Linked DNA regions of Mus musculus: region 2 is linked to region 1. The links are chromatin contacts, found by Hi-C in ENCODE. All regions are on one chromosome and are shown on one strand. Each heading gives the region's core, a stretch centred on a gene start or an enhancer-like site at or near the end of the contact. The rest is flanking DNA. Distances are from core to core; before and after follow the strand shown.

Evidence for each region. Hi-C counts contacts between places; a loop is a spot of excess contacts on that map.
Region 2: a map of T-helper 2 cell shows a loop between it and region 1 (4-fold over the local background). The contact joins the promoter of Cdkn3 here to the promoter of Gnpnat1 in region 1. A Hi-C loop is called at or near these places in 2 of 37 maps with a recorded cell type or tissue (T-helper 2 cell and regulatory T cell).

Annotation. Positions count from the first base shown.
Region 1 is chr14:45,386,846-45,390,472 of GRCm38, reverse strand. Gnpnat1 (glucosamine-phosphate N-acetyltransferase 1) reads left to right here and starts at 1,677. Exons shown (of 6, transcript NM_019425.2): 1 at 1,677-1,725.
Region 2 is chr14:46,758,582-46,762,208 of GRCm38, reverse strand. It overlaps Cdkn3 (cyclin-dependent kinase inhibitor 3), which reads right to left and starts at 1,668. Exons shown (of 8, transcript NM_001360041.1): 1 at 1,561-1,668. The coding sequence starts at 1,569.

The DNA of each region.
Region 1 (3,627 bases), core at 428-2,927:
TGTAGTTTATTCCTTCTACACACACATACATGTACACAAACTAGCATCTTAAGCACATATTACAGGCCAGGATACATGTTGAATGTTTTATTTGTATTGCTTTATTAGACCGTCACAGTGTCAGATTAGGTACCAGATACCACCAAAGATTAGGAAGCTGTGTCACAAATGTTCAAAGCCACAAGTAAAATGGAAGCACAGCAAAGGAAATTCACATAATCCGAAGACATTTCTACCAAGCTGTTAACATAATGTTAATTCTACAGGCGAAGCCATGGGGACACATGACTTTTTATTCTGTATTTCTCTGATGCTGCAAGTTTTAAAATAAGCAAAATAATGTAGTAAGACATTAAAAAACAAATATTTTGGCTGGCGGGATGGCTCAGTGGGTAAGAGCACCCGACTGCTCTTCCAAAGGTCCAGAGTTCAAATCCCAGCAACCACATGGTGGCTCACAACCATCTGTAACAAGAACTGACTCCCTCTTCTGGTGTGTCTGAGGACAGCTACAGTGTACTTACATATAATAAATAAATCTTTAAAAAAAACAAATATTTTAATGAGTTCAGAGATGGAAGTGGTATACGTCTTGGTATATTCAAGACATTTCTTCCTCCTCCCCTATCTATCTATCTATCTATCTATCTATCTATCTATCTATCTATCTAGTGACAGCATTTCTCTACATATTCGGGGCTGTATTTGATCTAATTGTGTAGAACTGTCTTGAACTCACAGAGATGCACAAAGCCTCTGGTCTCTAGTGCTGGAATTAAAGGCATGCACCAAGTACTACACACACACACACACACACACACACACACACTCGCTGTGTGTGTGTGTGTGTGAATGTATGTATGTATGTATGTATATCTCCAAATCTCTGCTTCCTCACTTGTCAGATGACACTAAATGACACTTAAGAGAGAGACACTGGAGGTAGGAACCTTCCCAGGACTGAGATTACAGAACAAGCACAGTATTTGCTGTATACTGTAAGATGCTTTCAGGGCCCTGGCCTCTACCCCACTCTTCACTGCCTGGAGAACGTAGCCACTTCTTGCCCAGAGTAAGCTGAAATGTTCCGGGTGTCATAGGAAGCAAAGGGCTGCAGTGGAAAGCTCAAGAGAGCTCAAGGGTGAGTGGTTCCAGCTCAGTTTCTAGAAGACAGAAGCCCAGCCTTGTCTCAGACATTTGACAATCAGGAGATGTAATCACCAGTCCTGTTAATGGACTGCATGCAAGTGAGGGAGGGGGACGATGGGACTGACAGGGTAGGAGCCTTAGGGCTCGGAGAATGAAAGGAACCCACACCGGTCATCGCGGTAGGCTGCTTATACTCCTATGGCTTTATTTTCAGATAAGGTGTGAGAGCGACGGTGGTACTCTCGTGCAGTGAGCGAAAGGCAAGTCTGGAAGGTAAACTGATGACGCAAGCTTTGCCCCTGGTCTTTGCCCCACGCCCCGCCCCGCCCCGCCCCGCCTCGCCTCCGGAGCCCAGGAGTGGTGTGCGTGGCCGTGCCTCCGCGTGCGCAGCGGTGCGTGAGGGCGGGGCAGGGCAGAGGCGTTGGTCCGGCCACGTTTGGCCTGGCGGTTCCGGCTGCGGCGCGTGGGGGCGCACGGGGGGCGGGGCTGGAGCTGCAGCCGGATCCGGATGCGGCGGCGCTTTGACCCGCAGGGAGACTGACGCGCCGGGACTGGAGCGTGGTCCGCTCCAGTGCGGTGAGGCGGCCTGGGGCTGGGACGCGAGGGCTGGCGGGCTTGGGACCGCAGAGGCTGAGACGCCCTGCCCGGGAGCCGGGCGGCAAAGCTTGATGCCCGGCAGTCTGGCCGGGCAGGGTCTTGGAGGGCCTAGGAGTGTCCGTGGCGTGGGAATGGGGGACGGTCCTCACCTTTTCTGCCGCCGTCCCTATGAAAGGGCGCGAACCCTCGGTTCCCTTTTACGGGTGTAGCGGTCAGAGCCGCTGAAGACAAGCACCGGCTCTGAAGAGCCCCAGCTGCGCAGACTGTATGAAACCTGGGGTGGGGGAACCTAGAACTTGAACCTCTAGAAACACCAACTGTGTGGTTTCTATTATGTGTTAGAGCTAATGTTTATGTAAGGCAAGCATAAAATTTGTTCCTGTAAAAAAATAAATGGGGGTTTGTTTGGGATTAATTAATCCAAGAGTAGGTCTCAGGAAATGGATTCATTAAGGTAGGAATTGTATGATTCAAACAGATTCCATGATGCAAAGATTGTCATCTGTTGACTTTCCTGCAGTAATGCTCTATGGGAAAATGAGAGGATCCTCATTCCAGGCCACTCATTTGTTGATGAGTGTTAACTAACCTTAGGGCTAGTCTTGGAAACTCGGTGCTCCCAACTGTGCAACTAGACTTGGGGCTAATCAGATCGTGTAGATTAAGTACACTAACGGGAAAGACTTCTTGCTTCATGAAATACTACCTTTCATGAAGATACTCGGAGCTGTCTACTTATCTGTCTGTCTACCTGTAACCTATCACAGCGAGTTTGATTTGGCTGCAGATCATGTTTAGAAATGTGTGAATCCTGGTCTTCAATCTTCCTACTTGTTGCTCCGCTGTTTTTCAGGAAGCAGCCGCTCCCCATCTATATCCAGACTCATTCAGAGGCTGGGAAACCAAACTTGAAGTTGGGTGTATGTCTTTTGTCTTCTCACTTGTGGCCATGTGGCAATCTTTTTTTCTACATGACTTTCTGAAATGTGATTTCTAGATAATACCTTACGTCATTCATTATTCATTGACTAGAGGTTCACTGGACTAGGGCTTAGGCAATACTCAAGCATTGTAAACAAATGCTAATTTAGAAGTTAAACCCTACTGGGTAGAGGGGGAGGGGCTTTTAGTTAGAGTTTACAACCAAACTTAGAGAGGAAGTTAGGTGGTGACCTTTAAGTGCTACAGAATGAAGGCTTCTTGTAGTTTTGTTTTGATAAAACAGCCTGTGTAGCAGGGGCTAGCCTTGAACTTGGGTGGGGGGGGGAGTAGTAGAGAGGGGTACCTTAGAACCAGCTTTTTAAAAAAATCTCCATGTTTAATCAACTCCAATAATTAGTTTTAAAGTGTGTGTGTGTTTGAGATAGGTGTGACTGGGTAGCCTGCTGTCCTTGAGTCCCACACAGTCCATGCTTCAGCCTCCCTAGCACTGAATCCAGGTCTTTGCCACCTCACCTGAATTTTTATTAGATTGTAATTAGGCATGACCTCTGTCAGCATCATAAACTGTGTCTTTATGACTAGGAAGAAAGGCTTTTTTTTCCTTTGGATTTTATAAATCTCATTTAAAAAGAGGTTTGGCTCTCATCAGATCCTTTGTGTTTAACCAGACCAATGCCTGTCCTCATCTAGTTAGTAATGAACGCTAGAAACTGATGGAATGTTGCTGTCCAGTATGGTGTGGGACACACCTGTAATCAGCCTGGGGAATATGGAAACAGGAGAACCAAGAGTTAGAGGGAGGCTGGAGAGGTTGGCTGAGAGAGTAAATCATTTGCAGTGCAAGACTGAGAACCAGAAATCTGATTCCCAGAGCGCACGTAAAGAAAATAGGGTGGGCTTAGTAGCCCACCTGTAATGGTGTCATCAGGAGACAGAGAA
Region 2 (3,627 bases), core at 419-2,918, 1.4 Mb before region 1:
CATTCCATCTCAGACATTCCTTAGACCCTCTGATGTTTGTGCTCTGAAGACCTGAAGACCCTGTGATATGCTGTCTACCTTCAACACAGCTAGAGAGACAGCGGTGTGCAAGGTTACAGGATGGCAAAGGTGTTAAACTAGCAGAAACCATGTGCTGTAGAGTGGAAGGAATGACTGAGCATTTAGGGAACAGGGAAGGGTTTCTTAGAGACCATTGAGCTAAGCTCTGAAGGAAGAACCTGCAGGTTTGTAGGTAGACTAGGAAGTTAAAGCAGTCAGTGTGAAAATTCAAGAGCTAAGGCAGGTATGATGGTGCAAAGCTTTGATGTCAGCATTGGGGAGACTGAGGCACAAGTTCTAGAGCAGTGGTATACATGGCCAGGCTGGCTCAAAAGAAAACACAATATGGGTGGAAGGGTGGAGGATTGTGTATTCAGTAGAGATGACCCAGAAGAGACAAAGCCAGTGGACACTGCTCATCCCCTTTCTAAAACAAAAACAAAAACAAACAAACAAACAAACAAAAAACCCTTTCCACTCCCTAATTGGAACCATCTGAGATCAGACATTTGAACAACACGTGTATACAAAAATATTAGTTTTAAAGAATGTCAAAAGGAGAAAGTAGACTGCGGCTGTGTGATTCCCACATCCATCCAGATCTACCCCTTCCCAGGCAGCAGTGGACTACAGAGGACTCACTTGTGCTTGCCAGAGGAGGTAGATCTCAAGAGAGGAGGAAATAGCGAGCTCTACGTGTGTTCAGTTCCTCTATACCAGAGGTCAGATAGCTCACTCTTCCTCTGGCAACAATGCAGTCGGTAGGCAGCTGACACAGTGGACACAAGACTTGCAAGAGTAACCACCTGACTGCTTGGCTTTCAAGCTCTTCTAGAAAGGTCTTGCTGGAGGAACAGGTGATAACTGGCTGAAATTATAGATTGCGGTTTCTTTGGATTGCTCTTTGGTATAAAACACAACGGAACCCAAATGAAGCCTTTAAGTGGAGTGTCAGCTATGAGGTAGAAACGATATGTCAGGTGGGGCTTCCAAGTCATGGCTAAGACCCCTTTTCTTTCTCCTATAAAACCAGATTTTAAGCTTGTGTGACTTTTCACTCCACCCCTCTCAGCCTGCTGTGGATAAATGCTAACAGGCTTAGACGTCCCTGCCTTCCTCAGGCCCAGGGATTCTGACCTGCAGGAAACAAGACGCAGTGCCCTGAGCTTTCTGAGGGAGGGTGGCTATCGTGATGTCACTCACAAACGGGGTCGTTACAGCCTCTGCATCTGAGGCATCAAGCCACCCACAACCCCGGCCGTGACAGCCTCTGCATCTGAGCTGTCAAGCTGAATGGCTTGGCCCTCTCTGGCAGGGTCGTCGTGAGGCCCCTCAGGTGGGCAGCGAACCGCAGTGCCACAGATCTGCCACTCAGCCTCCCCGACGCGCAGGGCGGTTACTGTGCGAATCGCACCGCTGGCCGCCCAGCAACGCAGCCGAGGCGGTCCAGCGTCTGGCCCCGTGGCGAGGATCCTTCGGGTCCCGGACAGCCCCACTCACCGGCTTCATCGCGGGTCGCCACTCGCCGTAACCAGTGCCGCCGCCCTCGCAGCCTTTAGGACACCGCCCGCGAAGAGCCCGCCCCCGTCAGTCCATTGGTCCGCCCACGTAGGAGGTGGCGCGGGGCGTTCCAGAAACCAATCATATCCTCGCTCTGTTTCTTACTCCGGGGCCTTGCTCAGCCTCTGACTACTCATTGGTTCAGAGGAAGTCTTTGAAAGACGCGCGGAAGGAGGGCCCGGAAGAAAGGGGATTGGCTTGGAGGGCTCCGCCCCTCCGCCAGTTGAGGGCGTGGACGTGGCGAGAGGCGGAGCGAGGCGAAGTGGTTCCTCACAAGTCCAGCGCTTTGGAGACTTTCTGGACTTAATTTCTGAATGATACCAGGATAGGGAGCATTTTCTTTTAAATTGTTTTAACTTTCAGGGCGTGGTAATTGGTGGAGGAGAGCCTTGCATAGGAGGTGTCCCTGGGAAAACTGACATTGCTGTCATATCTAGTCATGTAGATACTTTGGAGAATACTAAATAAAGAGCATAGGCATACTTGACATTGGATGTTCTGTATGTTCTGGATGTTCCAGGATGTACATAAGTTAATGTGTAGATCAGTCTTCCTGTTCACCAAGTAGGAATGTGCTAATATTGTATGAAAAGGAGATAAAATGATATGGGGGTTGGGGGTGGGGTCGACCTTGTCAGGCTTAATCAGCGCCAATATAAGACTGTTCTGAGCCTGCTACATGGGCGCAAGGAACTGAACTAGGGTCCTCTCTGAGAGGACACGCTCTTTATTGGTGAATCTTCTCTCCATTAACTCCCCTGCCCCCCCCCCCCCACCTTCCATTTTCAGTCTTCATTTAGCTGGCTTTGGGAAAGAAAGTCACCTGGAGCAATAGTATCATGGAATTTGAGAAAAGCAGAAGTTTCCTCTTTTACCCTTATGTCAAAGTCAGTGGGCACAGGGCTAGTAGTTAGGGAAAGAAGACAGCACGATTTGACTTAGAAATAGCATTAGTCACGATCCTTCGGAGAAATAGAAGTTGTGTGTGTGTGTGTGTGTGTGTGTGTGTGTGTGTGTGTGTGTGTGTAAAAGAAATGACTTCGGAATGCTGGTGAGTTCAAAATCTAGTGAGAGGTTAGTGGCTGTTGACTCAGAAGATCAGATCAAAGTTCAAGTTCAAAGGCAGAGTGTTGTGGGGGCCAGGAAGAGTCTGTGCTGTAAATTAACTGTGAAAACCATAAGCTAAAGAATCCTCCTTGTGTTAAGAGAATCTTAGCTTTTGTAATATCCAGGCTTCCAACTTGGAAGACAATCTGCTTTACCCAAAGTCTACCAACTTAAATGTAAATTACATCCCCTAATATTCACAATAGTGTTTTTCTAAATATCTGAGCACCTGGCTTAGCCAGGTCAATGCATGTCTTAGTTAGGGTTTCTCTTGCTGCAACGAAACACCATGACCAAAAAGCAAGTGGGGGAAGAAAGGGTTAATTTAGCTTACACTTGCACATTGCTGTTCATTATTGAAGGAAGTCAAGATAGGAATTCACACAGGGCAGGAACTTGGAAGCAGGAGCTGATGCAGAGGCCATGGAGGAGGGCTGCTTACTGGCTTCCTTCCCCTGGCTTGCTCAGCCTGTTTTCTTATAGCAGGCAGGACCACCAGCCCAGGGATGGCACCACCCACCATGAGCTGGGCTCTCCTCCATTGATCACTACTTGAGAAAATGCCTCATAGCAGATATCCTCAACTGAGACTCCTTCCTCTCTGATGACTCTAACTTGTGTCAAGCTGACACATAAAGCAGGCTAGTACAGTGCACAAAATAACATGGAGACCCTCTGGGATTTTCTGTAGTCAGTGAACAATTTTAGACTCATGCTGTCCATATTGGTTGCTCATATCCAAAATCGAAGATTAAGTTAGAATAACTAAGCAAGAAATGCTACTTTACAGGTACTGTCTTTTTTATTTGTTTGCTTTTTTTTGTTTTTTATTTGTTTTGTTTGTTTGTTTTGGTTTTTTGAGACAGGGTTTCTCTGTATAGCCCTGGCTGTCCTGGAACT